Linked DNA regions of Homo sapiens: region 1 is linked to region 2. A link is a loop called in an ENCODE intact Hi-C map of the cell type or tissue named here. Cell type or tissue: heart right ventricle. All regions are shown on one strand. Each heading gives the region's core, and the rest is flanking DNA. Links, peaks and the distances in the headings are about the cores only.

What was found. Peaks named below come from ENCODE experiments on the same cell type or tissue, not always from the same donor. Only the 100,000 strongest peaks of a DNase experiment are listed, where the experiment ranks them.
Region 1: it touches region 2 in a loop (3-fold over the local background); 20 of 110 quality-filtered maps call a loop at or near these places.

The regions. Positions count from the first base shown.
Region 1 is chr2:71,917,143-71,932,051 of GRCh38, reverse strand. No RefSeq gene overlaps it. Among named protein-coding and RNA genes, the nearest start is that of CYP26B1, 220 kb to the left of the region's middle. RefSeq lists enhancers at 1-115, 1,682-2,182. In heart right ventricle, for the core only: CTCF peaks have their summits at 7,735 and 7,934 (motif pointing left); a DNase peak (open chromatin) is centred at 7,943.
Region 2 is chr2:71,796,684-71,811,592 of GRCh38, reverse strand. No RefSeq gene overlaps it. Among named protein-coding and RNA genes, the nearest start is that of DYSF, 340 kb to the right of the region's middle. In heart right ventricle, for the core only: a CTCF peak has its summit at 7,202; no DNase peak of the experiment used is centred there.

The sequences.
Region 1 (14,909 bases), core at 6,904-9,403, 120 kb before region 2:
TGGATAAATATATTGGTGACATGAATGGAAATGGATTTATTACATAAACAGGAGACTTCATCAATTTAAACCTGGCCTCCTTTCAATGAGCATAAATTACATTTTCTTTTCCTACCAGTTGCTTTTTTTTTTTTTTTTTTTTTTTAAGAAACTGGATTTATCGGAATTGAGATTCCACTAATTTATTTCACGGAGCGTGTGCTTCCTCTTTTTGCCCACCTCATTAGAGACAGGTTTCCTTCCAGCTCTCTTCTTTCCCACTCAGGGCAATGTGGTCCCCTGGGAGGTCAGAGGTGAGGCTGGGTGGAGTGTGGGCTGTCTCAGTTGGGCCCTGAGAGACCCTCGAGCCTCTACTCCATCTAGAGCAATCCAGTCCTTAGGCAGGGAGGCCACATCAAGATGTCCAGCCCCAGAAGCAGAAGAAGGCCCCCATGAGGCTGAGAGATGGCCCAATGCAGGACCTGGCCTCAGCGGGTCCTAGGACAGGGCAGCAGGCAAGTGGCAGGGGAATTCAGCAAACACGATTGCAGCAAGCGCTTCAGGTGTTTGGCTAGGAGTTCCAAGTGAGGTGGCCATGGGAAGGCTGAAGGGAGTGCCCAAAGGTCCCATCAAAGACCAGTGGCAGGCCAGGCGCGGTGGCTCACACCTGTAATCCCAGCACTTTGGGAGGCCAAGGGTGGCGGATCATAAGAGGTCAGGAGTTTAAGGCCAGCCTGGCCAACGTGGTGAAACCCTGTCTCCACTAAAAATACAAAAATTAGCCAGCTGTGGTGGTGCACACTTGTAATCCCAGCTGCTCAGGAGGCTGAGGCAGGAGAGTCCCTTGAACCCAGGAGGCGGAGTTTGCAGTGAGCCACAATGTGCCATTGCACTCCTCCAGCCTGGGTGACAAGAGTGAAACTCTGTCTCAAAAAACAAAAACAAAAACAAAAAGACCAGTGGCAGGACATAAGTGGCCAAGGATTGATGTAGGAGTGCAGGGCCCTGTTTAGGTAGGTCCTCTTCCTCCCACTCCTTCCTTTCTCCTCCTGCCTTCTCTTAGCACAATGGAGATTTGGATCAACACCAGCTACAACGTTTGGTTGGTACAGGGAGGAAGGCTTGCAACTGCCCTGGGGAGGAAGACGTGGCCAGTGGGCTCGGGCTGTGCTTTTTTTCCGTAACTACCAGCATGGCGATGTTCCTTCCAGCCTGAAAAGTCCATGTAGGGAGCCTCAGATCTGCCTCTCCCCAGGTATCACTCCTCAAGCTTGGACAGTGCTGAAAGTCTTGAATATTCTCATTCATTTAAAGTGGTGAGAAACTCAATGTGTCAACGCTCCCAGGGATGCAGGCATGAGGAAGAAGGGTAGCTGGCATTTTATTTAGAGAACCTGAAGAGGACCATGTGTAACTCGAAGGAGTGACTAATGTAGGGAAATTGGGGCACCACAAGAATGAACTGATGAGAGATTTCTGTGCACTAGGCCTGCCTGACTCCACCGAGTCTCCCATGCTGAAAGGGGAGGGGCACTGCCTCAGCAACACTGGCCCTGCGGGAGTAAGCCCATGTGGGGAGGAGGCTCATCCTCCCGAGGTTCATCACCCGAACCCTCATCCCCATCTCCCATCCCACCCATTTCACCAGCCCCAGGCCTGGCAGGGGGGCAGTGGTGGCTCTGCAAGCTGTCACTCACCAGGCCTGCATCGGGCACAGGTGTTTCTAATAAGGGCTCCTCAGGCCGGCTGCATCCAGGAGGATGTTTACAAGAAGGTCTGATGAGAAATTGTCTCCAAATGCTTGTCTTGTAAGCAAGATGTTAAGAAGGGGGGCCAGCGGGCGCGCCTTAGGCTGTAAGCAAACAGGACTCCAGAATTGGGCCTGGCCAGTGCTCTCCCTACCCGGCTCCCTTCTTGGCCAGGAGTGGCAGGCTGGGGCCTGGGCAGGTCTGGGCCCACTGCCAAGGGTGCTAAGTACCATGGGGGTTGGGTTTCAATAAACAAAAGCAATAATGTCGGAAGAACCTCCACAATAAACAAAGACTGGGGCATCCCAATATTGCTATCAAACCCCTGAGGCCTTGTCTCTGACCCTGTGGTCTTCCTTTAGCCCCTCCTCCACAGGGAGAGGGGCAGGAAATCACAGGTTTTATTATCAGCATAATGAATAATCAACACGTTATTAAAGAGCATCTTCCTGGAGAAGCCCAGAGAAGGAAGAGGGGTATCCTGTTTTCAAGCCTTCACACGGAGAACTCTCCAGTATGATTACATCCTCTAAAAGGAAGGTAGGGGGATGCAAAACAGGGGGGCTGCAAGCTTTTTCTGTAAGGGTCAGATAGTCAATATTTTCGGCTTTGAGCCCCGCATAGTTTTTTTGAAACTACTGTTCTCTGCCACTGCAGTGCAAAGGCAGCCTTGGATAATAGGTCACTGAGTGGGCAGGGTGGGTTTTGATTGGCAGGCAGTAGTGTGCTGACCTCTGATGCACAGGATCAAACAAGTCCCAGAGAGGAGAAGTGACCAGCCAAGATCATAAAACCTGTGGGCAACTGAGCAGGACAACTGCCCAGGCTCTGGACCCCTCTGCCCTGCAGGCTGCACAGACAAGCACGACCAGCTCAGTATAGCCTACCAAGGTGGGTCCTAGGGACCTGAACTAGGAACAAGGGAATTGCACCGCGTGGAAGAGGCCAGTGTTTTGGAGAGGAACTTGGTAGTCGAGAGAGGTACAGACAAAAGGAGGAGCATTGTTGGGCTGTCCCAGTGCTGCTAGACAACAGCTTCCGGTGCCTTCCCTGAGTTGCGGAGATGAACACGAAGGAGGGTTTCAGGAGCCAGGAGTGGTGCTGCTGACCACTGAGGCTGCAGATGTCCCCCTTTGAACATGATCCCTGTGGTGGTGGTGGGGGCTTGTGTGGGGTCACGGGGTCCCTGGGGTGAAGCTGTGCTAGAGAAGAAGGGTGCAGTTCAACTTGGGTAGTCTCTGTGAGAATGGAATCAAAGGTTCCTTGAGGTGTGGGTGAGATTGAAGGGCACTGAATAAGGTTGGGCTGGGCATGTTTTGTGGTGGGTTGGTGTGTGTACAGGACTTGAAGGCCCAGTGTAGCTGGGGGTTCAATGTGGCTAGGGGATCGGTGAACCGTGGGCAAGCTTAGGGCTGCCATCAGAGTGCCCTCTCTTTAAGTGGAGGGGCAGTGAGGTTTGGCACGGGGTGTTCTGCTTGTAGCCAGGTTGAGCATTAGTGTGACATTTGGCTTCAGGGTTGACATGTCTTTGTTAGGTAGACTTGGGCTGGAGGTTAGGGCATGGATGGGGTTTGAAGATCAGTGTAAGCTTGAGACACTGAGGGTTGGTCTGAGGTGAAGTTTGGTGAATCAGCTTTGGTAAGGCTTGGTAAGTCTTCGTATGAGGTGAAGTTCTAGAGTTAAGGGTGTGGCCTTGTTTTAAGGTCTTGGGTTGGCTGGGATTGAGGTCATTGTTTGGTTAAGGTTCATGGAGTCAGTGAGTGTTTAGCTTGGGGTGTCTGTGCCAGGGGCTCTAATTAGGGGGGTTAGGATCCATGGGAGGCTGGAGATGGGAGTGACAGGCCATGATTGAGATTGGGGTCGGCCTGTGGTTGGGCAGCTGGCAAACAGCTGGGGCTTGGTGGATCAGTGTCTTCTAGAATTGAGAGGGTTTGCGTGTGTGTTGTCTGGGACAGGGAGCCGGTGTGTATTAGGGGTTGGGGCATCGCCATGTGTGACTGAGTTCAGAGAGAAACACGTGGCTAAATGTTCCAATGTGGTTGTGTCTTGGGCCAGTGTGTGGTTAGGGATGAAACTGAGGCATCAGTGTGTAGTTGGAATTGGGGGATCAGCATGATTTGGGGTCACTTGTGATTGAGGATTCGAGGTGCAGCTGTGCTTGCAGTGTGAGGGTGTTTGCTTATTGTGTTCATAGGTTTGAGGGTCAGGGTACAGCCAGATTTGGGGTAGGCAGTGTGTGTTTGGGGATTAGGTAGTGAGTGTTTGAGGTTCAGTTGGAGGGGTTAGGGTATGGATGAAGTTGGGGAAAGGGTGCATGAGGAGTCTCTCAAGGATGACTCCTAGAGGAAGGAAGTCTCATAAACAGACACTTGGAGGCTGAGTCAGAATGAGCCAACAACCTGGGCCAGGGTTCCACATGCAGAGGGGTTGGAGGTCACTGTCGCTGTGACACAAGGGTGAGAATGGGCTGTAGGAATTGGTGGAAAGGGAGTTTATGGAGTCAGTACTTGGTTTCGAGTGGGAAGTCCTGGGAACGGACCTTCTTAAATGGGGCTTCTTAGGGAATGCAGAAACCAGGGGACCCAATGATCGAACTTACTTGAATATTTGGGCAAAAACAGTGCAGCAAATGCTACTGCCCACACACCCTTGGTCCTCACCATCCTTAATATGCTGACAGCTTTGTGCCGCAGCACCTGTGACTCTGTCTGAGGGTGTTGGCTGGGGGAGCAGGCTCAGTCCGCACTGAGCAAGCCGGAACGGCCTGATGCCAATGCCCAGCGATAGGCCAACACGAAGACAGGCAGGAATTGGTAGATAAATACCCCGGCTGCAGGGCCTTAGCCTGCCTGAGTGCCTTGCCTGCAATCGTCTCTTGCTCATTTATCTACCTGGGGTGGGCTTCCTTCCTTCCCCAGCTCACAGCGCCACTGCCTTGTGTTGTTTCCTGGGATCACAGCCCCAAGTACAAGGACTTGCTCTCACACCCTTGTCTCAGGCTTCCTCCCGGGAACCTAACCTCAGAAAGACACTTCAGTGGTAAAGCTAACAAAGACAGACTGTGGAGCATGAATTCCACATGACTCCTGGAGATAAAGCAAAAGCCCTGACAGAGAGCACGAGCCTCTGAAGTGGGGGCTCCCTGCCTTAGCTCACTAGTAGGGGCTTCCATTTGGGAACCCCAGCTGAGCTAGAGGGCAGGGGAGGTGCGGGGTACCTCCTGGAGGTCAGCCTCCTGGGTACAGACAGGGTGGAGGAGGGTGGGGCATAAGTCTAAAGGGGCAAAACAGCAGGTACTGAGCACTGCTGTGCACTCGGGGTTGGGAAATCGGCATGTGGCCAGGGGTGTAGTAAGTGGGTCGCTGGCATTCAGGTTCCTCAGCTTGTTTCTTCTATTGTAGTATCAGCATGGAATTGAGCTGGCTTAGCTTTGAGGTTGTTCTTGTCCTAATGACTTTGTGGGGATCAATGTGCCGTTGCTATGGGCGGCCAGAGTAGCCCAGTTGTGGTCACTGCATGGTGGGTGACCCTATTAAATCATGCTTGGGGTTGGGGATTATCCCATGGAACTGATGTTAGGCGTCGACAGTGGTCATGGATTTCCCTGGTGGGAGGGCATGTAATTGGTTTGGGAGTACAGTGAGTCACTGGTTAGGGGTCAATATTTGAAACAGTTAGAATGGGGATCGAGATTTATCCAAGGGAGCTGACAATCTGTATAGTACCTTTGCATGGATTTTTTAAAAGGCCCCTCTCTGGACAGAAGCAGCCCTGTCCCTGTGGGATAGGCATGGTACATCAGGTGCAGGTTAGATTTCAGCCTCCACTTGTCCTCTCATCTGGGTGCCTTTGGGCAGTGACCAACCTGCACTACTGTACACGTCAGCCCTGGGAGCGGTTGGGGTCTCTAGCAGGGTGTCCTCACTAACCCAGCCTCAGCGGTGCCCACGTCCTCCAGCCCTCTCCACAGTTGTTGCCTCCAGCTGTCCTGTTCTTTCACAAGGAGCCTGGGTGGGTTTCTGCAGCATGAGCCTCTGCACTCTGTAAGGCTTGGGAGCTGGCTTCCTGGAGTGAGGGTCAGGGTCAGGGTTCGAGTCCTGGCCACGTCGTATATGTGTCAGAATGAGCAATGCCTTTTTAGGTCACATATACTTTGGACTTCAACACTGCTTTATGTAGGCCGTAAAATTAATAGGTGGGAACTAGATTTATGGGCCCCGCTGGGCTGTTCTTTGCTTGTTAGGTTAAACACACTGATTTCCTGGTACAAAAGTGCTTGTTAAAATAATCTCCCCCAGCATGTTCAGAGGGGACATATCTGTCTTTTGAGGGGGTTGGGAGAAGATCGCGGCGCCCCATCCCCACCACCCCTGCTGGCCCACCTGTCATGGCCTCCCCCAGCCCCAGCTGGGTGTATGATGGAATGAATGATCATGTTTCTGGGTGTGAGTGGGGGGCCTAGGGAAGGAACGCACCTCTGTGCAGATAGCACCAGAGCCAGATGCACCCTCGTGTCAACCCCCATCCACCCTGAAGAGCCACTGGCCTTAGTTCCTGCCATATCTCGAGAAGGAGGGCTAGAATCAGAGGGAGGTGTGTGTGCGGGAGGCACAGTGTGGCTGGAGGGGAGCCAGAGGATGTCCTAGCTGTCGCTTCTGAAGACTTGGAAGTCAGAAATGGAGGCGGAGAGGAGGCACAGGCCCTGCTGCCTGAATGCCTCAGCTTCTTCCAGCTCTGCACGCCCTCAGGTGACCCTGTGCTTGCAGATACACGGGGCTCCTCCTCATCTCCCACAGTGCCTGAGGCAGGCATCCTCCCTGAATGACTCACCCCTCCCGGGGGGCAGAGACTGTCTTGCCACCTCCTGCCCTGGTGGGGTACCCTTTCTTCCCCTGGGGGTATGTCTGGTGGAGTCACAAGAGGGCTGGATTTTGCAGAGCTTGTCAGGAACTTCTGACAAGAACCAGGTTGCTCACAGACGTTCTGGGCAGAGCAGGGGCCGGAGCATGTTGGGTCCAGTTGAGGGGAAGACAGTGCTCTGAGCAACTGCAGAGACACCCCTACAGTGCAGGAAGAAAAGCCCAGGCTGGACCAACTCAAGAAGCGTGGTTGGCACTTAGTGGGCCCATGAGATGCTGGTTGAATGACCGTGTGCTGATGGAGTGCTTGGTGCCATCTGCTTGCTTGTTTAAATCCAGCTCGTTTTGAAACCCTCTGAAGGTGATGTTTCCCAGTCCTTGAGCCCATGGCAGTGCCTGGTTCCATGGAATTCCAGGGTGCTCACTGAGCTCCTTTCCTCCCTGCTCGTGTTTTTTCAGGCATCATGGCCTGTTAATCTCCATGGCTTGTCAGTGTTTCCCTCCTAGGCTGCACTCCTCACCCTCCTCTGTCAGCCAAACTGCTCAGTCTTGGAAACTCACTTCAAGACTGCTCCTCTAGGCTCCCATTGCCTTTTGTATTTGATATTTGCTGTCATTTTGGTAAAACACATGATCTACTCCATGCCTAATTCTCTACATGTGTTCTCACATTTCATCCTCATGAGGTCAATATTATACCCAATTATAGATGGATGAAAAAACTGAGGCCCTCTGACATCAATGAACATACCCAAGGCCACCCAGCCAGCAAGTGGAGGAGCCAGGCTTTGAGTCCGGGTCTGAGGACTCTGGTCATTGCTCAGCCCCACCACCTGCTGCCCTGCATGTACCTATTGTCAATCATTATGAGGCTTAGAATCATTGATTTGTAAAACCCAAATCAGCTGGCTGGGCCCCAGGAGCAAGGATATTGTCTAGATCTCTTTTGAGTCCCTAGCCCAGTGCAATGCTAAATGCATGGTAGAAATGCAGTATCTGCCTATCAGTTGAGTTATGATGTTACAACTACAGAGACTTAGGCCTGGGTTTAGACTGCCTGGTAAGAATCTTGGTTCCAGTATTTCCTGCCTCTGAGGCCTTGAGCAACGTACTAAACCCTTCTCTTACTAAACCCTTACTAAACCCTTCTCATGTGGAAAATGAGGCTAATAATAGTACCTATCTCAAAGAGTTGTCGTGCAGCTTCAATGAAATGCTCTGTATAATATGTTTACGACAATGCCTGGAATACACGCTAAGAGCTCAGCATCTCTACTTTCTATCACTATCCTAACCGACTTGACGCTCTTCTTGTTCTGAAATACTGCCACCTGCTGGTAGGTTCCAGGTGCAACCACCACATGCCATTAGTGCCCAGAGCAGCTGCGCCTCAACTGGCTCCCACCTGATCCCTCCATTTGGACCATCCTCCTCCCCTCCACCATAAGCCTTGCTGCTCCTCTCCTTCCAGACCCTGCACACAGCACCTCCTTCTGGGAGCTTCCTTGAGTATCAACCCTGCACAACAGTGAGCACAGAGCCATGTCTAGCTTTCTTTCCCCCTCTGTGCTCCCATCCCCTGACTATTTATTTGGTTGCATGACTTTTAGAGCCAGGATGATGTAGATTTGGACTCTGGTGCCAACACTTAGTAGCTGTGTGATATGGGAAAAATTACTGAACCTCTCTGAGCTCCACGGTTGAAGGACCCCCAGTAAACAGTTCTGTTATTATTCATCCATCTACCCTCTTGTTTCAGTCAGCCTCTGGTGTCCCCCTCAGCTTCCCACAGAGCACTGCTTGCCTTCTGGTTCCCAACTGCATACACCCTCTTAGCAAGTTCTGAAGATTTGTCCCTCCAGTAACCACGGGGCAAAGGGAACAACGCAAGGAAGGGGTTGCCCCGAAGTCAAAGCCCATTGTAATGGTCACATGGAAGGACCTAGGTCCTCACTCTTTTAGTTCCATTCTTGGTTCCCATGTGTTTCATCTTAGGCCTTGCTTGGAGGGGACCCAAACTTCCTGTCTCTCCTGACCACACCCCATGCTCTCCCAACACAGCAAGTTGGAGGAGCTTGGCTTACTCCAACTCCTTCTGGAGGGGGATCTCATGGGGACTGATCTGTAAGCATGGGGGCTGGACCACAAAGTTCTCCAAGGTCTTTTCTAGCTCTGGCATGCTTTGTATCTGAGTCAACCATATTTTGGCTTAATGACTTCCAAATGTCTGCCTGGGAGAACTTGCCTTTGCACCAGTAGCTGACACCACCCCACACAGACCCATGAAAATTTGCCAAGCCCCAAAGATGGGAACTAGGTGTCCTGCTCTTGAGGGAAGACTGACTTCTCTTTCAAATCCAATCCAAGAAGGTCCGAGGCTGAGAAATAACTTAGGTTCTGACTCTGGGTGGGAGACAGTCCTGGGCAACAAGGCAACTGCTCATCTCTCCCATCACTTATCTCTAAGATGAGCACAGCATCCTACTGTGATGGAGGCCTCTGCAGGCCCCTGAAATGCACCACCCATGCCTGTGATCTCACCATGAGCCTCCCTCTTTTGGGTTCAGCATTTGCTTTACAAGTTCATTTTAAACATAGCTTTGGCCCAGGAAGGGTGGCATGTTTTGTGCCTGTCCCTCAGGGATGTGTGAGTTTTCCAGACCCTCGCAGGCAGCCTGGGAGTTCTCAAAGAGGCAGAAGGCGGTGAGGGAGGGCTCCAAGGGGGCCGAGGCTGGGGAGCAGACACTCAGACAGCCTTCACTGTGGTGCAGAGCCTGCCCACAGGCCTGGTGGATTAGAAGGGGTATTTGGTGAGTCCACAACCAGCCCGCGGCGGCAGGGAGCTTTGCTCAGACTTTGTAGACCATCCAATGGCCTCTTTCAAAACAGGATTTTGATGAGTTAAGTGTAAATGAATCAGAAACACATGGGTTGGATTTCCCTCCAAATGCAATGGGGTTTGAATACAGCCCAGGGAGAGAAAAGGGGGTCTGGGAAGGAAAGACGTGGCTTAATCAAACAGGTCTTTTCTTATTTCTATTAACTGTTGCCACCACTGCCTCATGACTCCATGTCCTTTATCATCTGGCCACCCCATCCTCAGGAGTGGGAGACCTGGGTCTTTGCTGCCTGTGCCCAGCTGAGGACCCAGGGCCAGCCCTAGTGGCATCAGACTCAGGGGGAGCTAGACTTTCCTAGACTCTCTCCGGCTGCCATCCAGCATGCCTGGCAGAGGCACTGGAAGGCTTTTCTCTGGAGACAGTGCTTCTGCTCATCCTAGACTCCTGAGGTGGGGGGACTGGAGAGAAGAGGGTAGAGCTGGGGGGGTGCAAGTCCTCCTTAGGGTGACATACTTGTTTTACAGGGACTAAGCTCTGGTCTTGGAATGTAATGTCTCTTGAGTATGCAACTTTTGAGACAAGACTGTGTCTTCAGCTATTTAAACCACATATATGATTTCTTCATTATAAACATCATACTCTTTGTCTTTTGTACAAATCTAAAAGCATAGAGAAGCAAAATAAAAGAAAAGCTACCTATAACTCCCACTCAGAGGTAACTTGTTAACATTTTGGTACAATTGCTTCTAGGCCTATGTTGTGTGTGTGTGTGTGTGTGTGTGTGTAAGTACAGATTTAAAGCCATGCAGAATAGAAAACAGTAAAGTGTAATGGTTAGAGTTTTGAGTCTAGTAGACTACGTGAGTTCAAATCTCAGCCCCACCACTTACTTGCTGGCATGTTTCATCAACTTCCTAAACCTCCGGTCCCTCATCTGAAATTGACAAAACAATAACAGCAATAATGATATAGTAGTTGCCAGGATGAAACGGTGTAACACATAGAAAGTATCTAGAGGGCTGCCTATTGTGCAGTGGCCAGTCCATAGTTGTGAGCTATTAGTGTTTCTATTTTTCCTATTCTGACATAAACATCTCCCTGGGTCATTAACATTTTCTATAACATAATTGGATGCCTGCCTTCTTGTCTGCCGAACTTTTATTTTAAATGTCTATTATAAATAACATGGGTAATAAACATCCCTCTGAATGTTAAGATGGGAAAGCTTGAATCTGAGTTTTTCCCACACAAATTTGTTTTTGTGTGAGTTTATTTGCATGGAAGGAATTAACATGGAGAATATTTATGCTTGTGAACTTGGGGAGAACTAGATGATTTCTATTCCTATAGCTTTGCCTTTTCCAGAATGTCAAATGTATTAGCCCATTCTCACATTGCTGTAAAGAACTACCTGAGACTGGGGAATTTATAAATAAAAGAGGTTTAATTGACTCATGGTTCTGCAGTCTGTACAGGAAACGTGGCTGGGGAGGCCTCAGGACACTTATATTAATGGCAGAAGGCAAAGGGGAAGCAAGCACATCCTATGTGGCTGGAGAAGGAGGAAGAGAGAGCAGGGGGAGGTACCACACTTTTTTTTTTTTTTTTTTTTGACGGTGTCTTGCTCTTGCTGCTCAGGCTAGAGTGCTATGGCGCAATCTCTGCTCACTGCAACCTCTGCCTCCCAGGTTCAAGCAATTCTCCTGCCTCAGCCTTCCAAGTAGCTGGAATTAAAGGCACTCACCACCACGCCCAGCTAATTTTTTGTATTTTTAGTAGAGATGGGGTTTCGCCATGTTGGCCAGGTGGGTCTCGAACTCCTGACCTCAGGTGATCCACCCACCTCAGCCTCCCAAAGGGCTGGGATTACAGGCGTGAGCCACCATGCCTGGCCTAGGTATCACACTTTTAAACAACCAGATCTCGTGAGAACTCACACACTAGCACGAGAACAGCAAGGGGGAGGTCTGCCCTCATGATCCAATCACCTCCTACCAGGTCCCTTCTCCAACACTGGGGATTAGAATTTGACATGAGATTTGGGTGGGGACACAAATGCGAACCATATCATCAAATAAGTGGAATCAGATAGCATGTAGCTTTTCATGTGTGGCTTCTCTCGCTTTGTATATAATGCTTTTGAGATTCATTCATGTTGTTGCATGTATCAATACAATCATCCCTTGGCATCCCTAGAAGATTGCTTCAGGATCCCCCATGGGTATCAAAATCCATGGATGCTCAAGTCCCTGATATAAAATGAGGTAGTATTTGCATTTAAGCTATGCACATTCTCCCATATACTCTAAATCATCTCTAAATTACTTATACCAAATACAATGTAAATGCTATGTAATATATTGTATCATTTAGGGAATAATGATAAGAAAAAAGTCTGTAAATGTTCAGTACAGATGCAACCATCTATTTTTCTTTCCAAATATTTTCAGTCCATAGTTGATTGAATCCACAGATGCAGAACCATGATTAAGAAGGGACAACTATATTGCATTCCTTTTTATTGCTGTGTAGTATTCCATTGTATAGATATAATTTGTATATCCATTCACTAGTTGATAAACTTTTGGGTTACTTCCAGTTTGGGACTATTATGAATAAAACTCATGAAAATTTACATACCACTCATTTGGGTGAACATATGTTTTTATTTTTCTTGGGTAAATTCCTAGGAGTAGAATTACTGAGTCATGTGTATATAGTAAGAGTATGTTTAACTTTATAAGAAACTGCCAAACTGTTTTCATAAGAGGCTGTACTATTTTGCATTTCCACTGGCAATGTTTGAAAGTTCCAATTACTCACATCCCTCAGTAGCATTTGGTATTGTCAACTTTTTTAACATTAGCCATTTTAGGGGTGTAGTGGTATCACATTGTGGTTTTAATTTATATTTTTCCTAATGATTAATGGTGTTGAGCATCCTTTCATGTGCTTATTTGCTATCCATGTATCCTCTTTGGTTAAGTGTTTAAATCATTTGTACATTTTTAAATTGGGCTAATTGTCTTCCTATTAAGTTCTAAGAGTTACTTTTATATTTTGCATGCAAATTCTTTATTACATCTGTGTTTTAAAATATTTTCTCCCAAATGTGTTGTGTCTTTTTGTTTTTTAAAATTGTGTTTTTTGAAAAGCAGAAGTTTTTATTTCAAGGAAGCCCAATTTATCAATTTTTTTTCTTGAATGAATTATGATTTTTAGGTCATAGCTTTGCCAAACCCCAAGTCAAAAAGATTTCTTCCAAAGTATTTTTCTACAGGTTTTATAGTTTTAGAATTTACCTTAATGTATATGGTACATTTGTAGTTAATTTTTGTATAGAGTAAGGTATAGACTGAAATTTTTTTTTCCTGTGATGTCCAATTACTTTAGCACCATTTGTTGAAAAGAGTATGCTTTTTCTAGTGAATTGTTTTTTATCCTTTGTCAAAAATCAATAAGCCATATATGTGAGGGTCCATTTCTAGATTCTAGTGTGTCCTATTGATCTTAGTACCTATCATTTTACCAGTACCACAGTCTTAAAATCAGGTAGTCTGAGTCTTTCAGCTTTGTTTTTCAAAATTATTTTGACTATTCTAGTTCTCTTGCTTTTCCATATAAATGTTAGGGTTAGCATGTCAATTTCTACCAAAAAACCCACTGAATTTTTATTGGGATTTCATTGAAACTATAGATCAATATGGGGAAAGTTTGGGGTTTTTGGCAGTTTGACTATATGTAATATGTCAGATTTTATTTCTTTTTTGTATTTTTTTTCTCTGAGCTTCTTGGATCTATAGTTTGTTTTCCTTCAGTAATTCTGGAAACGTTGTCACCCACTACCTCTTCATATATTTCTTCTTCCAAGTTCTTTGTCTCTTGTTCTGGGACTCCAATTTCACGTTGTCCTACAGCTTTTGGATCTGACTTAAAACCTTTTTTTCCTTTGTGCTTGAGTTTAGAAAATGTCTATGGACCTATCTTCAAGTTCAATGGTTCTTTTCTCTTCTGCGTTGTCTGCTGATAGGCTTGTCAAACAAATTCTTCTCTGTCTCTGATGTCATATTTTCTCCATTTGACATTTTTATAGTCTCAAACTCTATGGTGAAATTTTTCATCTGTTTAAGTATTTTGCTCACCTTTTTCACTAGATCCCTGAATATATTAATCACCATTATTTTAAGGTGCCTATTTTATCATTGCAACATCTGAGTCATCTGTGGGTCTATTTCTGTTGATCACCCTATCTCTTGATAATTTTTAAATTGCTTCTTTGTGTCTTATAATTTCTTTTTGAATATTAGACATGGTGTATAGAAAAATAGCAGAGATGGAGATAAATAGTACTTACACCTTGGGGTTGGTGCAGTGGCATGTGCCTGTAATCCCAGCCACTCAGGAGGCTGAGGCAGGAGGATAGCTTGAGCCCAGGAGTTCAAGATCAGCCTGGGAAATACAGAAAGGCCCCATTTCTAATTTAAAAAAGGAAAAGGAAAAAATAGTACTCACACCCTGAGATAGGGATGCCTCTTTTTTTTTTTTTTTTTTTTTTTTTTTTAATGTGAGGCCATTAGTGTGTGGCAGGGGGAAGGGGAGGTAAGGAAAGTGTTAAGTTAATCTAGTCAATAGTTGAACTAAGTTTCAGTTTTGTTATTGCTACAGTTATCTTTACCATATCAGAGCTTGCAAAGTCTTCCAGCAGTGGGCTGCTGCCACCTCTTTCTTCTGTGTTCTGCCAAAGGAAACCAGTTTGCATGTTCCATCTCTCCTCAAATGGGCTTTTCACTCTTTGAAATCCAGTTCATCTTATAGCCTTGTGACAACAGCGCTCTAATGGGCTCAGGAAAAGTCAGTTTTGTAGATTTTCTGGCTTCTTACAAACATTGTTTATGGAGGGGAAGTAACATTTCCTTGTGATTTTCTGCATCCTAAGAGAAAGCAGATTTTGTCTTGCCTTTTCATACCTATCTAGATGATTATAGAGTTTCTCCTTTGACCTAAAAATGCAGTGAACTACTTTAATAGATCTCCTATTAAACCATGTTTACATTATTTTTAATAATGTCTATTGCCTCATGTTATATTATTCTTTTACTGTAGTGTTGGATTTGATTTTCTAGCATTGGTAAGTAGTTAAGTAGTTTATTTTATGCTATTCGTGTATTTATTGGGTTTTTGTATCATAATTAACCTAGGTTTAAAAAACTGACTGTAATCTATTACATCTTTTTTTACTCTCTGTAACAGTTTGTGTAGCATGAAAATCCTCAATTTCATGAGCATTTGAGTAACAAAACAGTCAGATTATTGTACTATTTTTGAAGGTAATTCTGCATCAATCTTTTCAATTTATTTCTTATTGTTTTTTAAAGGCTTTATGCTTCTTGAATTCATGTGGCAATTCGTATTTTTCAAGAAAACAATGTGTTTTATTGAGTGCTTTAATGTACAGACTTGACTGAATCTAAGGCTTGGCATGA
Region 2 (14,909 bases), core at 5,995-8,494:
TGGAGCCCCAAAGCATAGGCCCCATTTGAGGGTATAATTTCTGTACTGTTAGCTTCACCCCAGCAGAGACAGGCCCATAAACCAGGCCCAAACTGAGACCATACTCTAATCAAAGACCAGCTATCCCTCAGGCTGTCCCCTAAGCCTGGCTCAGACCTCCCTGACCTGCACAATGATTGACCCTTAACTCTCACCTTCATTTGACCCCAGCTGTCCCCTCACAATGACCCCAAAAGCTCATCCAGCCAACTCTCAAGTGTGGGATGTGAGACACCTGAGAGACCAGATGTCTGAGGCCTCAGGGGACACCACTTCCCCTGGCTTGTATGAAGCTCATGGCAATACTCTGGGGTTCATCAAACTTCTTTCCCCACTAGAACCTAGGTCATTCTCATCAGCAGCCCCAAATAAGATGGCAGCTTCATCAATGCCAATGTTATGGAGGGTGATGCAGTGTTTACGATGTCCTTATCCCCTTTAATCAAACACTATCCCTTCCAGAGGGCTACAGTTGTGTCCCCTCCTAGGCCTCTCTGAGGACTCTACTACTGTGCAGCTCTCCTGAGGTCTCCAGGGATCTCTGAGCTCCCTCCCTTAACTCTCACCTGAATCTCCACCAGCACCCTGAATCTCTCCAAAATGTGGAAGTCACTTATTTCATACTTCTCTCATCCCATTCATGTGGGCTCCTGAAACTCCACTCCATGTGCTAAGTCACGGCCTGGCTGTCTGCATGTATTTGGGTCTCTGGTGAGATGGCTCCAAAGTGGGGCCTCAAAGGGTTGAAAAGGGAGTCCCAAGCAGATGTTGACTCCAGAATTTCCTGCGCAGTCCTGATACCCTCTGCTCCCACCCTCCCTGCTGCCCCTCTTGTCCATATGGTGACCATGGACTCTGGAGAGGAAGACCTGGAGCTTATCTGGAGGCACGAAGGGCACAGTGGGAGGAGCCTGATGCTCCTGTGGTCAGGTTCAGAGGGGAAGGCCATCCCCCAGGTGCCCAGAGTCCCAAACAGCTGCCTTTCTACCACCTTGACTTTTTCCTTCCCTTTCCCCAACTCCCTAAAAATGTGCTTACTGTGAATTTGTTTGAGGAATAGTATTTTTTTTAAATGCAAGGCCCTCTGCAAAGTCTAGGCCTTGTCCTCATGCATACTCTAGAGTTCCTGCACTTCCGACTGAGACCAGGACCCTGTGGGCACATGGGTGTCTGGAAGAGATAGTGGGTAGAGGAGCAGGGACCCCTGGGAGCCCATGGGGGTTGGGAGCATGGTGATTGTCTCTGGCTGGCTAGAGGAGGTGCTCCAGAAAAGGAATGAGGGCAGGTCAAAGACAAGAGCCTTTGTGGAAATTTTGCCCAGAGTTAGCTCTTGACTAAGGTTTCCTTCTCTTTCTCCTTTGCCCCTCCTCCTCTTTCTTTCCCTTCTCCATACTGACCTTGTATCGCTACTCTCCTGATCATAATAGAACTTCATCAAATTGCAGAAAGATGGGGCATCTCTACTGTTGGTTTTCACCAACTGCCTCTCTGTTTCTCTACTGTTTCTTCGTTTGCCAAGTATTGATCAAGACCCTGCAGTATACAAAGTGCTGGGCTCTTTCTATCTTCTTCCTCCATTTAAAAAAAAGGATTATGAAGTACAATCAGGATTCCAGCCCAAGATGAAATCTGACCAAGGGTTAGGCTGGTCCAGCCCAGGTATGGGTGGAACACAGAACTTGGTACGCAGAATGGAGACTAAATTCCAAGAGCCCCCTTTGAGTTAGACAGAATTCCAGGGAGCACCTGCTTCTCTGCAGCTCCAGCCTTTCTAATGAAGCTGCTGTCAACCAACCTCCCCCTTCTCTGTTCTGAAGTTGTTCCCACTCAGCAGCCAGGGAGATTTTTCAGAATACAAATCTGAGAATGTCATTGTCCTGCTTAAAATCCTTCCAGCGCTTTCAAGGGCTTTTAGGGTAAAGGTCAGCATCCTTAATGGAATACCAATTTCAGCACAATCCGTACCCTGAATGCCCTCCCATGTTATCTTGAGTTGGGCATCTTCTCACCTATTACAGCCACAATGGGTTTCAGGACCCTCCACGTCCAAGTTCCCTCCTCCCTCACTACCTTTGTTCCCCTGCCTACCACACTTTCCCAATCCTCACTCTCTTCTTGCTAACTCCTACCATTCATTCACATTTCAATGGAAGAGTTACCTCTTCAGAAAGAGACATCTTACCTGACCTTCAGGCAAAGTGAGTGCAGCTCATGTGCTCTCATCATTGCCCTTAGCATATGCTAAGTAATCATTTAAGTAACCATGGCTTCCTTCCCGTGACTATCACAAGCACCTCAAGAGGAAGGACCCTGTCTGTGTTCACTGCAGATATTGGGCTGACTCAACTAACCCCAGGCCTTCGTGGTGGAAGAGCTTGGAGAATACTATCCCATTTATCCCTTCCAATGGCCTGGCTAAAGCCTGTAGGCCATATTGGAGTAACTGGGATGAAGCCAAGCTGGGTTGGAAAAGACGCTCTAAGCACATTTAGAGCAGTGCTTCATTAGCCTGTACAGTGCCTTTGTGAGGTTAAGAAAAGATGCCCCTTCTTCAGGGAGGATGCAGCCCCACAGCAGAGCACAGGCCTGGTACATTTCAGTTCCCAGCCACCCATTGGTGCAAGCATCTTATTACAGGGTATGCCCTGATTAAGACCCAGGTACAGAAATAAACTCATTTTCAAGCCAATGAAAGGCACTGACCCATGTTCAGAAACTCTGCAGCTTTCTCAAGACCCAGTTGGGCCTCAAGAAGCTGTGTCCCCTTTTCCTCCACAGTGCCTTTGAGCCTCTTTCTGAGTTTTATTTCCTAGTCCGCAGACATCTCAGGGCCTTCCACAAGCCCTGGCCACTTAGTTCCTCGGTTCTTTTTAAATCAGGGATTTAAATCAGGGATTTTAAATCAGGGATTCGCCCTCCCCTACTCTCTCCCCAGTTCTGCTGACACTTGTCATGGGACTTGCTCAGAATCTTGTTTGAGGAGGGGCCTTTGCCATGCAGACAAGACATCCCAGCCCTACATACTTCACTGGGCTCCCAGTTGTGTCTCTGTGTTTAATTATGGGGGGTTCCCCATTCAGCCAGGGAGAAACACGGGTTGTACTTCCAGAGCAGGATCTTGGGGATGATCGGAGATGCAAGGGCTGCATCTAGCTGACCAGAAGGAGGGCCTGTGCTGGGTGGTAAAACACTGCAGCATTTCCAGTTCTCAGCAATGTCTGGATGACCGGTCAGTGAACAGCTGCACTGCAGCTGGGACAGCTCTGGCCCGCCCTGTCCTCCCCACGGCTGACCTCCACATGGCCCCGTAGATCACACTGCCCCCCTAAGCCAGCAGCCTGTCGTCAGCCTCTCATTTCACTCTCTCCCATCCTCCAGCACACAGTGCATTCTGTGGCTCACACCCTGAGAGTGGCTGGGTCCAAGCAAGCCACGGTGGGCTCCTCCCATCTTGGATGGCAGGTGTGATAAGCACTCCAATCCCCATCAAGCCTGAGCCTTTGGTCCCTGGAGGTCTTCCCCGACACATTGCCATAGTGGCCCCATCTGGCCATATGAGGCCATGGACTTACTCACTGTCCATGTCTCTCTCCCTAGGTGTGGGGCTCTCTCCAGGACAGAGGGAAAAGGATCCAGGGACCCAGATCTGTGGATGTGGATTCTGGCTTGAGAGGGTATGCACTTTGCCTCCTTCATCCTACAGCTGACCAATCTTGCTGTGTGTCCTTACATGTGTTTTCTCTCATTCTGTCTTCAAAGAAGCCAAATCAGTGCTCACAGCACAAGCCCTTCATCCTTCCACTTATACCCTGGCTCTGGTTCATCAATTCTTCTCAAGAAAGGAATTGGTGCCAGGAGTTCTAATCTTCTCAGCTCATAGAACAATTTGCTCAGAAAATCCCTCTTTGCTTGGGAGCTAGATTTTGGGGTTGGGTTTTAATGGGAAGGAGAAATCCAAACCAAGAGGCATGCTGGCCATAAAGATCTGGGCATATCTGTAGCTAGCATCATCAACTTACTGCCATTAAAACCATCATCTTCATCACCACCATCATTACCACCATAACTATAGTCTTCACAACCATTACCAACATTGCCACCATTCAATAAGCATCATCACTCTCATCATCACTGCCATCTTTATCACTATCTCCATTATCTCCACCATGATCACCATCACCATCACCATCATTGAGAGTCATCACCACCACCACCACAATCATCCCCACTTATAATCACTACTATTAAGATAACTACATTGCTTCTCAGCCTGTTGGCTAAGATCAAGTGTATTAACATCACCACAATCATTGCCACCATGATCACCATCTTCTATCATTGCCCCCTCACCACTAGTAATATCAACACCATAATCATCATATAGTCACCATCTCCTTCACAAACATCATCACCATTGTTATCACCAATCATCACTAGGATCACCATCACCACCACCTTCACAAGCATCATTATACATTGCCATCACCATCATCATGACTATTATCATCAGTACCATTGCTAGTATCAACACCCATTGCTACCACCCTTCATCAGCATCCGCATTGTCAATTATCCACTCTATTCAGTTGTTTTCTCTGACTAGTGGAGTCTATGAAGTTCAACTCTGTTCTGAAAATCTTCACAAAACACAATCCATGAGTTTAACACACGATTGGTTATTCAGGTTGAATTAGTGTAGCTTTTACTACATAACAAACAACCCCAATGCTTAGCATATTAAAACAACCACCATTTTATTTAGTGCATGATCTTTGGGTCAGCTGGGCAGTTCTGGGCTTCCTCGTGTGTCTGCAGTCAGCTAGCAACTGGATTCACAAAGATAGCCTCACTCACGTCTGACGGGCACCTCAATTTTCTTTCATGTGGTCTCTCATCCTCCAGAAGGCTACCTCAGGCTTCTGGTATCACAGCAGTATCATGTTCTAAGCTCAGCCAAGGGCAAGCCCCAATGCACAAGGGTGCTTTCCAAGCCTCTACTTGTGTCATGTTTGCTAATGTCCCATTGTCTAAAGTAGATAACATGGTCAACCCAGATTCAAAAGGTGGGGAAATAAACTTCATCTCATAATGGGAGGATCTACAAAGTCACATTGTAAGGGCATGGATTGAGGGAAGGGAAGAATTTATGGCCATTTTACAATCTACTACACAGGTGGGCAAAGACAAAACAGACCTGTTCTTTACAACCAGGAGCATACACTGTCTGAGAAGGTTCTGATTTAATGTGCTTTATTATCCAGAGGATGCCCTTGAAGTAGCTTCCAGAACTGGAGTAGCTTTCTATCCAGAGTCACTGGGTCTTTCTATTTTGCCTACTTAGACTTCCATGACACCCTCAACTTCCCACCTTCATGTTTTCTCTCCTAGAGTTCCTTCTTCCCTCACTTTCAACGATCTCTAAGTACCTTCCCTCTCTGAAGGGATCCCTTCTTTCCATCCGCATCCTCTAGGAATCCTCTCTATTTCTGTTGGGCACATCTTATGAACCTCTTCAGATTCTCTTGAACACTCAGACACTTGCTTCTCCTCAGCTGCTTCCACAGTCAACTGACTCCTTTCATACTTGCACGGTTCTGCCATCTGAGGTTGACCAGCTGCCCTGCCAGAACCGCAGACTCCTGCTGCATTTTAGACTTGGAAGAAGGAACAATATATATGGTGTGGGATCTAGCTTCCTAAGCCACTGCTGAAGGGGCCAAGTGATACAATCAGGGAGTTCAGGTGAGTGCCCTATAAGAGTAATTTCAAAAGAGAAAAGATGGAAGAGAACTTTAGATAAAATTCTCCCTCCTTTTCCCTTCTAATTGTTGGTTCCAAGGGCAAATGTTTTCTGAACAGCTTGTCCAGAGATATCCTTCCTGGCTGATGGGATGCATCTACATCTTGGACAGCGGTGTCTCTTTGCAACTTGTCAGAAAGCAACAGCCAGTGCAATAACATATCATCTTGCATTGTTCCCTACCCTTTACTGCCTCACTTCTACCTTGTTTCACTTTTGCTTCCATGGGTTTCCACTTCCAAAATAAAGCATTCACACTTAAGCACTGCTGCAGTCTCTATTTTCTAGGGAAACCAAAGATATCATCTTGAAGGAGTTCACAGCGAGAGATGTCTTGGGAGGAAGTCTAGGACTTCCACCCAAGTCACTTAGCCCTAGGTCACTTAGCCCTAGTGTCTAACTGAGAACAGCACACAACTGAGTAACTGTGCCTTTCGCAAGAGAAGACTCAGAATTGACAAAGATAGTTTGTGTTGTTAATGGGAGTAGGGGTGGTAGGACATCCCTTCCCCATGAAAAAGCTAGTAGCCCATTTCTAGGAGGCCAGGGCTTAGGGATAAGGATCCAGGAACTCATACCCCTATTGTTCTAGCTCCCTGGGAAAAGGATCTCATTTTTTTTCCTTTGTCCTGTCACAGGTGCTCAGATGTAGGTCCAAAGAGTCTTAGCTGTGCTAAATATTAGAACTGCTTTCTCAGCCTTGTGTCTCTGCCATGTGTCTGAGTACATGGACCTGAGACTTCTCAAGTCCAGAGGTTATCTGCTCATCAGACTGGCAGCTCCAGCTGACTAGGACTTTGACTCCTTGATCAGGGGAGGCTAGGTCAAGGAAGGAAAATATGTGAGTCCCCTTAAAATCCAGCCAGGATAGTAGAGGGCAGTCATGAGAACACATGTTCCTCTCTCATCTGATGGTCTCCACTTGCACGAGAGTCCTTCCCCCAGCTGTATCCTAGTCTTCCTCTCCTCACTCCTTCTTCCCAGGGTCATCTCTCATCAAAGAGCTTGCCATTGTCCTCCCCTCAGCCTTCCTTGCCAGAGATTAAGTCATATGCATAGAAATGCAGCCCCTTTTGGCCCTCTGTATGTGTCCATGAAACTGGATGACTGAATTTTCAACATGGTTGGGAGACAGAAAAATGCTAGCAAGTAATCCCACAAAGGAATTTATACAGTGTAAAAATGTTTTCGTTTGGAGAAATTTAAAGCCCCTCCCACTCAAATCACTTTGTATTTGGGTTTCCTGAAATTCCCAGTAAACCAGAAACAGGCCATGTAACACTTCAGTCCTCGTGTTTCAGGACTGAGCCTGAGTACACGTAGTACACATGTCCCTCTCCAGGCCTAGAGAGGAGTGGCAGGTCACTTAGCCCTAGCCTCTAACTGAGAACAGCACCAACTACCAAACCTGTCTCCTGAGTAGCTCTCCTGCCTTTAAAGATATCTGAGTCTAAAACAGAGGCAGGGAAAATATTACTGGCTGCCCATTTCTAGCTGTGGCCCAACCACTCTTTCAGGAAGTCTCCTTGCAGCTGACTCAAACCTTTATGGGTGTAGTTCAAGCTTGTTTCTACCTGACTTTTTACAGTGAATGTTGGAGCCCTGGTGCCATGCTATGTTCATTGGCGCTGGCTTTCAGGGGCACAGCAATATCTACAACACCAGGGCACAGAGTTTAGCCAACTCCTTGGAGATCTGGTTAGCACTGGGTGCTACTTTACATGCAGTGGTCTCAGAGAACTATGCAGGCAGGGCTGGGTTCTTCACTTTACCCTGCTGGGAATGCTCTCACCAGGCATGAGTGACCAGGCCCTCAGTTTCCAGTATTTTCTAAGGCAACTGCTGCTGACATGGGCTGCATCCCTATGGTCATGCAGCATCCCTGGAAGCGGAAACTCTTGTGTTCTTGGATCCATTATGAGATGCAGTCCATCTCCCAATGGTGTTGAATCATAAAATGCAGTATTCAAGACACAGTGAGGTTCTGCAATGCTCCTTCGCTGTTGAAAGCCCCTAGGATCTGATTGGTTTGGGATCAAGGGCAGACACTGGGATTCCTCCATTTGAGCCCTTGTTTCCCTTTTCTTTACTAATGGCTATCTTCAGCATGCAACAAAGACCTACGAACATTTTGTCTTTGCAAGCAAAACAGCAGGGGAAAGGGGATGGATGGAATGGAGCCCCTAATGAGCCTTTATAGTATGTGTGTTATCCTAGAAGGACCTCAAAATGGCCCAGTGATGCAGTCCTAGCCATCCCTATTTAGTCTCAGAGGTGGCCTTGGAAAAAGACCCCTTCTTTCTTTCTGGGAAGGAAGAAGAGGGAGGGAGAGAGGGTAAGGTCTTTGTTATCAGTCAGCCCCGGTTCAGCTCAGCAATGAGTGTTTCTCCAGCCTCCATCCACCTCTTCCCATGCAGGTAGGCTGTTTTATGGCTGTAAGTAGCAGGACATTCCATCTTCAGCTAGACAACATGGTGAGAGAAACTGATGATCTTGTTTTCTAAGAAGGTTCATCAGGGCTCCTGTTGCATGCTTCTGAGATGCTCTTGGCTTGTCCTCATCTGTGTCACGGCTTCATCCTCAGATGCTGCAGGCATTCTACCATCTCATCTAGGCATGGATACGACCAGAGGAAAGCAAAGGACTTGTTTTCCTGTGTCACTGTATCTCTGTCTTGGGTGTGAGAAAATATTTCCTCAAAGCCCCCAACAGACTCTTCTCATATTTCATTCCTAAATTGTTACAGGCAAGAGAATTATCGTGATCAGCTAAATTAGTTCAATCAGCTGAGACTCAGGGACCTCCCAAAGGTGCCTAAGAGGCTGTTCCAAATCCCTCCAGGGGTGTCTTCTCTGAGCTCCACCTGCACCAAACAGTGTTATGGAAAAATAAAGGCTGCCCTCCTGGCACCGTCCTGCCCAAGGGGCTCATAGTCCGAGGGGGTGTAAGACAAAAGTAGCAGAGCTAAGGCAACTGGCAAGGCAAGACCCCACCTCACTCACTCCTCTTCCCAAGCTTCAGCCACTGTGTTCTTTGGAGTCAGACAGGGAAGGCCCTAGGGAGAAAGTGGAGCCTCGGCTGGGCCTACAAGAAGGCATCTAATTGCAGAAAAGAAGCAGAGGCAGACCCAAGGTTGGACACTTGGGGGACAGTGTAGAACTGAGTAGGTTGGGTAGAAAGAGGGGACAATGAGATCAGGAAGGAAAGTGGAGGCAGATCTGAGAGGAAGGAAAGCTTAGTTGCGCTTGGGCAGGTTTCTTCCCTTCCCCAAACCAGAGTCCTCATAAAAGGTCTCCTCTCGGGAGGACATGTGGGGCAAGTGGACAGGAGGAGAAGCTGGGGACCCAAAGGCCAGAACAGGAGAAGAGAGCAGCCCAGAGGCTGGAGATGCCCTGCAGACTGCGCAGAAGCAGAGCTTCTCCTGTCCACCCCTCCTCCAGGGAGCCCCTGGCAGGGAAGGAGGCACCAGCACCCTTGAATTTACCTTCAGGTCCAAATGACAATTACAGTGGAGACAGGAAAACTTGGGAGAGTGTGCCCCCCACTGGTCAATGGGGACAGAACTGACTGCCAATGCAGGGCCCGAGGCCAGACTGGGAAGGCTTTCAGGCCTCCGTTCATCTCCCCCAGGAGCTGCGCAGGCTGGGGGAAGAACAGCAAGCGCCCAGGACATCTGCCTTCTGGGTCCTGGGAGGGACTGTGGGGCCTCTTCTGCTCTGGAATCAGCCTAGGCGCTCCTACTGCTGAGACCCTGGCCTTGCCTCTGCGGTCCGTCAGAGAGCCCAGGACAGACGGCCTCCGTGTCCACATGCCAAGGGCACCTCTCGGGAGTCTCTTTCCTTCCCCTGGCACTAGGATTGGCAAAGTTACAAGGATGCAGGGTTCATAGGGGAGAAGTGGGTCCTTCAGAGGGCAGGAGCCTAGAAGCCCTAAATGATCTTCTGAGGAAGGCATCCCAGTGAGGGGGCTGGGAAGGGCAGACTCCCAAAGATTTCCCAGCCCAGCTGGCTCCAAAAATGAGACTGAAGCTCCAGTCTCTCCCAGCCCAAATGGAGGGAGGGGTCCCTTCCATGCTGTGAGGAGCCTCACAAGGGAGGCTGGAGGTCAGGGTTTTCTGGCCTCTGGATTCCACTCTCCTGGGTGTTCAGGCTTATAAGGAAACCTAGGAGTTGAACGAATTCATTCCTTTCTCATTTACAGGAGAAATCACACCTTTTAAAAAGCTTTCCCCAGACCTTCCTAATACATAATGACGTTCTCCATCACCTCTTTCTTTCTCGCCTGAATCCCTCCCATTGCAGCTTAAACCTCTGGAGAAGAGTGACATGTTAGGCCAAAGGCCACAGAAGAAGAAAATATGACTCCCATCTTTGGGGACCCCCTGTCTGATGGTGCCTGTCCTGAAGAGACTTACTGCTTCTGGGGTAGACTGGTTAGGCCCTCCTCAAAGGAAAGAGTCCTGAAGCAGACAAATATACAAAGTAGAGCAGAAATCATAAACACATTTTATTTCTAAATAATTTTAAGACCACTGGCATTGTAGCAAATTGTAATATATTTCCAGAATCAACTCAAAGAGATTTTTTTTTATAGCAACATATGAAAAATGTCATTTAAATATCCACCAGCAGCTGCACCACATGTTGGGCTCTTAGGAAAACACTTTCATTCCTTTCATCAAAGTCCCTTGATTAATGTTCCACTTTTCTTTGACACTTTTTCCATAGTTTAAGAAAAAATTCAAAGCCTGTACTATTATCTGGAAGAAAATTAAACCGATAAGATTTAATGTCTGCTATATTCTACAGTCATGGCAAAAAAACAAAATATATAGTTTAGGCCCTGGGCCAAATGCAAATGAATATTAAGCAGAGGGTGCATCCCCACTGGAGGCTTTGGGGAGGGGTGGGGCTGGAGGAAGATGGGAGCAGCAAGGGCCTGGATGGGGCACGGGTGGGGAGAGGCCGGTGTGCAGGCTTACAGACCAGCCTGGAGGGAGGCAGGAGTAGGACTGGGCAGAGGTGACTTCCCAGCTGCAGTGTCCCGGAGCAGAGTTGGGAGGTGGGGAGACATGGCCCTGGGGGGACACCAGCAATGCCCGAATGCCACCTGCAGCAGGGCCAGCGACATGGCTGGGATTTTGTGAATGGGACTCAGAGGGAGGCAGCTGATGGGGGCAGAGGAGAGAGAAGGAGAGAACGGGAAGGAGGGAGGAGAATGCAGCAAGCTAGAAACTGCGCCAGTGGGAAGGCTGGGCAGATGGAGTGAGGGGAAATCGCAGCATGTCTGGCACGACAGCTGATGCCATAATTTAAAGGTCAACTCAGTGGAAAAGGAAGAGAAAAGGGGGGAGGGGGTGGTGTTGGAATGACTTTGCCTCCACAGTATGGCTCTTAACCCCTCCCATTCCGGTGCAGCTCGACTTGGCCTTTTCAGCCACTGGACGGTGCTTGTCCTCTCGACTTGATATCCTCTAAGTTCTGGGGACCCCCTCTCCCCTGCAGTATGGGCTCTGCAGGTCAGCAGACCTGGCTCTGCATCCTGCCTCCTCTTGTTACATCAGAGTAGAAGCAGCTTAACCACCCTAAGCCTCAGTTTCTTCATTCACAAAATGGGGATGGTAACACCTCACCTCCCTGGGGTTTACTGTACAAGTTCAATTGCATAACAGGGCAGAGGCTGGACGAACTCACTTAAAAATTCAAATCTTTCTGGGCTTCCCTAAAAGAAGTAGCTTTAATTTACCTTTGAGAAAAAAAAAAAAGTCCCTTTGTTCTAGGAAAACCACCATTTGGACAAATGAAACCTGGCAGCCATATTTTGTCCCAAGGCATCCTTTGAAGGCAGCTGGTCACCCTTGGACTAAAAGCTGTGAGGTGACATTGCCTCACTTCCTGCCTTCCCATTGTCTGTCCCCAGTCCTCAGTCCCCAGTTCTTTTAATACACAGGTATATCTTTTAGCAGTCTCTCTCTCTCTCTCCCACTCTCGGCTGGCTGGGCTGCTTCTTGGGGAGGAATGTTACTTTTCTCCATATGGATTTGGACTGCCTTGTGCCTATAAATTATGGCAAGTTCTTGGGGAGCTGTGAAGGTTTTTGTTGGAATAGTTATTTGCTAGAGGGCTGAAGAGGAAACCCCAAGGGGTGCAGGAAGGACTTGGAGGCATAGGTTTCAACTCCAGCTGGGGGAGGCCGTGTAAAGTAGCTGGACAGGCCCAGAGACTTCCCACTGTGGTGCTACTTAAGAATGAAAAGCCCAAACTGAATGGAGCTATTACATGCAGGGGCCATGAGACAAGCCCACATGGCCAGTTGTCCCTGGTGGGAGAGAACATAGGACTTGAGCAGGGGTCTTGAGGCCATTCCTATGTTCCCAGGGCTGAGGATGTGGGCCAGGCTTCAGACTCTTGGCTACAGTGCACTGGTCTCATGGACCCAAGGGCTGGCCTGTCCCCACTGGCCCCTCACTTCCCTTCCATTATCTCCAACAGTTTAGTGATTCTCATTTAAAGTCACAGCCTAGAGCCCCATCCAGTTCTACCCACCAAGACATGGCTTTGAAAGGCTTTGGCTGGAAAGGCGGTGAAGGTAGCCATGGTGGTGCGGCTGGTGGCAGGAAAGATGGAGGACCCTCCTTCACAGCCCTCATCACCACTGGGGCCACCTATTGGCAATCATGTTCCAATCCAAGACACAAGGGGAGCTGCACCCCTTCTCCTGGTCTCCCAGCCATGATAAGGGTCCTTCTCCCATGGACTAACAGTGACCAGGACACATCAGCCCCGGGCAGGTTAGATGACAGCAGGGCCCCAGCCTGACAGCAGGCATTGATGACATCGCCTGGCTCCCCGCCCTTCCCGCTGTCTGTCTCCAGTCCATGGTCCCTTTTTCTCCCCTGGTCCTTGGTGAAGGAGAAGGGGCATTTCAGCAGTCTCAGGGACAGCCTGAACTCTACTGTCTGGTCCTGTATGTGCCAGGACTTGGCAGGGTGGCGTGAGAATGTTCAGGAAGAGGTGCTCAAAGAAGGTCACTGCAGGGAGAGGACAGTGGGCCTTGGCCAAGACCTTTGACCTTCTGCCTGGTGGGCGGCACAAGGAAACTCTAACCCAGGGGCCTTTGCTGGCCAAAGGGCCTTTACAAGGGAGCCCCTGGCAAGGAAAGATGAGCCCTTTGTCCACTTGAGGGCTGCAAGGGAACCCTCCAGGAGAGCCGCACAGCTTCATAGTGACCACCAGGGGGACCCTGGGAGAGCTGCCTCTGGAAGAGAGCCTGCAGTGACCCCTGGCCTGACCTGTGGCCCTAGAGCAGGTGACAGAACCTATGATCAAGTAGCAGGCAGTGAGCTCCCTATCACAGCAGGTATGCGATGGAGGCTGGAAGGGTTGTCTTCCAACAGGGGAATTTCTTCATCATGTAAAAAGTTGTCATGGGTCCTCCCAGCTCCAAGATCCTGTTGACACAGCCCAAGCAAATCAGCACTGTGTCCCCATTAGCTGACCGCACACGTCGCACTCCACCACCAGCCATCCAGGGGACAGTGAAGGCTAAAACCAACCGAGACTTTTAGGGACAAATACAAGTTTCATTCATAGTCTCAATCTAGCCAAATGTATAATAGCTGTTGGCAAGTCCTTGTAGATAATTAAAGAAACAGCTCACATTTTCCTAAAATAACTGAAGAATTATAGAAATACAATCATTAATTCCTGGGCAAAGGAGTCCAGGGGTTATGATATGTCAATACATCATAAACCAAAGAGTGGCCTCTCTGAAGACAGGGACAGCATCTCCCCGCTGGGACAGAGGCTTCCCCAGCAGAGTCTCTGTTCCCTGCCCCATGCCACTCACCATCTTAGGCCAGGAAACTCTCCCGGGGCACTTGAGAGAGCTGATGTGCCCACCTCTCAGGAGCCCGGTTGCTGACTGGGGTTTTGAGATGGGTTATGGGGTAGAAACACTGCATCCCTGCAGCAGCACAGGCTAAAGGCAGTCGATGGCAGCCCCAGGGTCCCAACAGCATCTGGTCCCCCCTCAGCAAGCTCTACCCATGGCAGGACTCTATGGCCACAATAGAACTCTATCCCACCCTGAGTGCTGGCACCTGGCGCTACTGCTAGCATTTCTCTGCTCAGCATTTTCAAGGGCCAGATGCTCCTGTTACACAGGCACCCTCTCCCCAGGGAGTACTGGCCTCCAGCCTCCACCTACTTTCCAGAGCAAGCGAGCCTCCCTGACCACATGGAGTCCCCAAAGCCAACTGCAGCCGCTTCTCCATGGCACTCCCTGCTTGATTTCTTCCAGCCGCTGGTCCCACTCTCTTGCCTGAGTTCTCTTCTATGCCAGGCCTGCCCTGGGCACTGGGGACACAGAAGCCAGCTACCCTCTATGGGCCCCATACTCAGGTTGCTCACAGTCTTGTGAGTCCTCTTAGGGCTTTGATTTTCAGAGGCCCATCCCAGATCACAGACCCTAGCATAGACCAAAGGCTGAGGCCCAGGGCAGGATGTTGAGGCAGGAAAGTGACAAACAGTCAGAATCAAGCCGGCCTGGGATAGGCTGTCAGATTGTTCGGGGGTGCTGGCCAGGGAGCTGGTAGGCAGGGAAAGAGGAAAGAGCATGCACCAGCTGCCAGGTTGGGGTCTGGGGTCTTAGTCTCTTGGAATCTGCTTGGGTTCAGAGAGAAGGGATATTGAATCAAACTCACAGTGGACTAAGTAGGCTTCACATCTGGGTTCTAGCCTAGACTCCAGCACACATTCACTCCAGCCTTAGTTTTCTCCTCCAAAAATTGTCAAGCTCACCCCTGCCGTACCCACTTACAGGGACATAGTAAGGATCACAAAAGATTTAAAGGCCACTATGAATGTGAAAGATTTTATTCACAGACCTGCAGGACGGGGAGCTCACTACCTCTCAGGTGAATGCTGACTCTATTGATAGCTTCACTTAGCTTTCCAGAAGAGCTCTGGAAAAGAACGGGGTTTGTGCAGCCTTAGCTGGAGACCATGACTTCATGCTAACCAAGACCATGACGGGGTGGACAGACCCTGGAAAGCCAGAAGGTGATGCT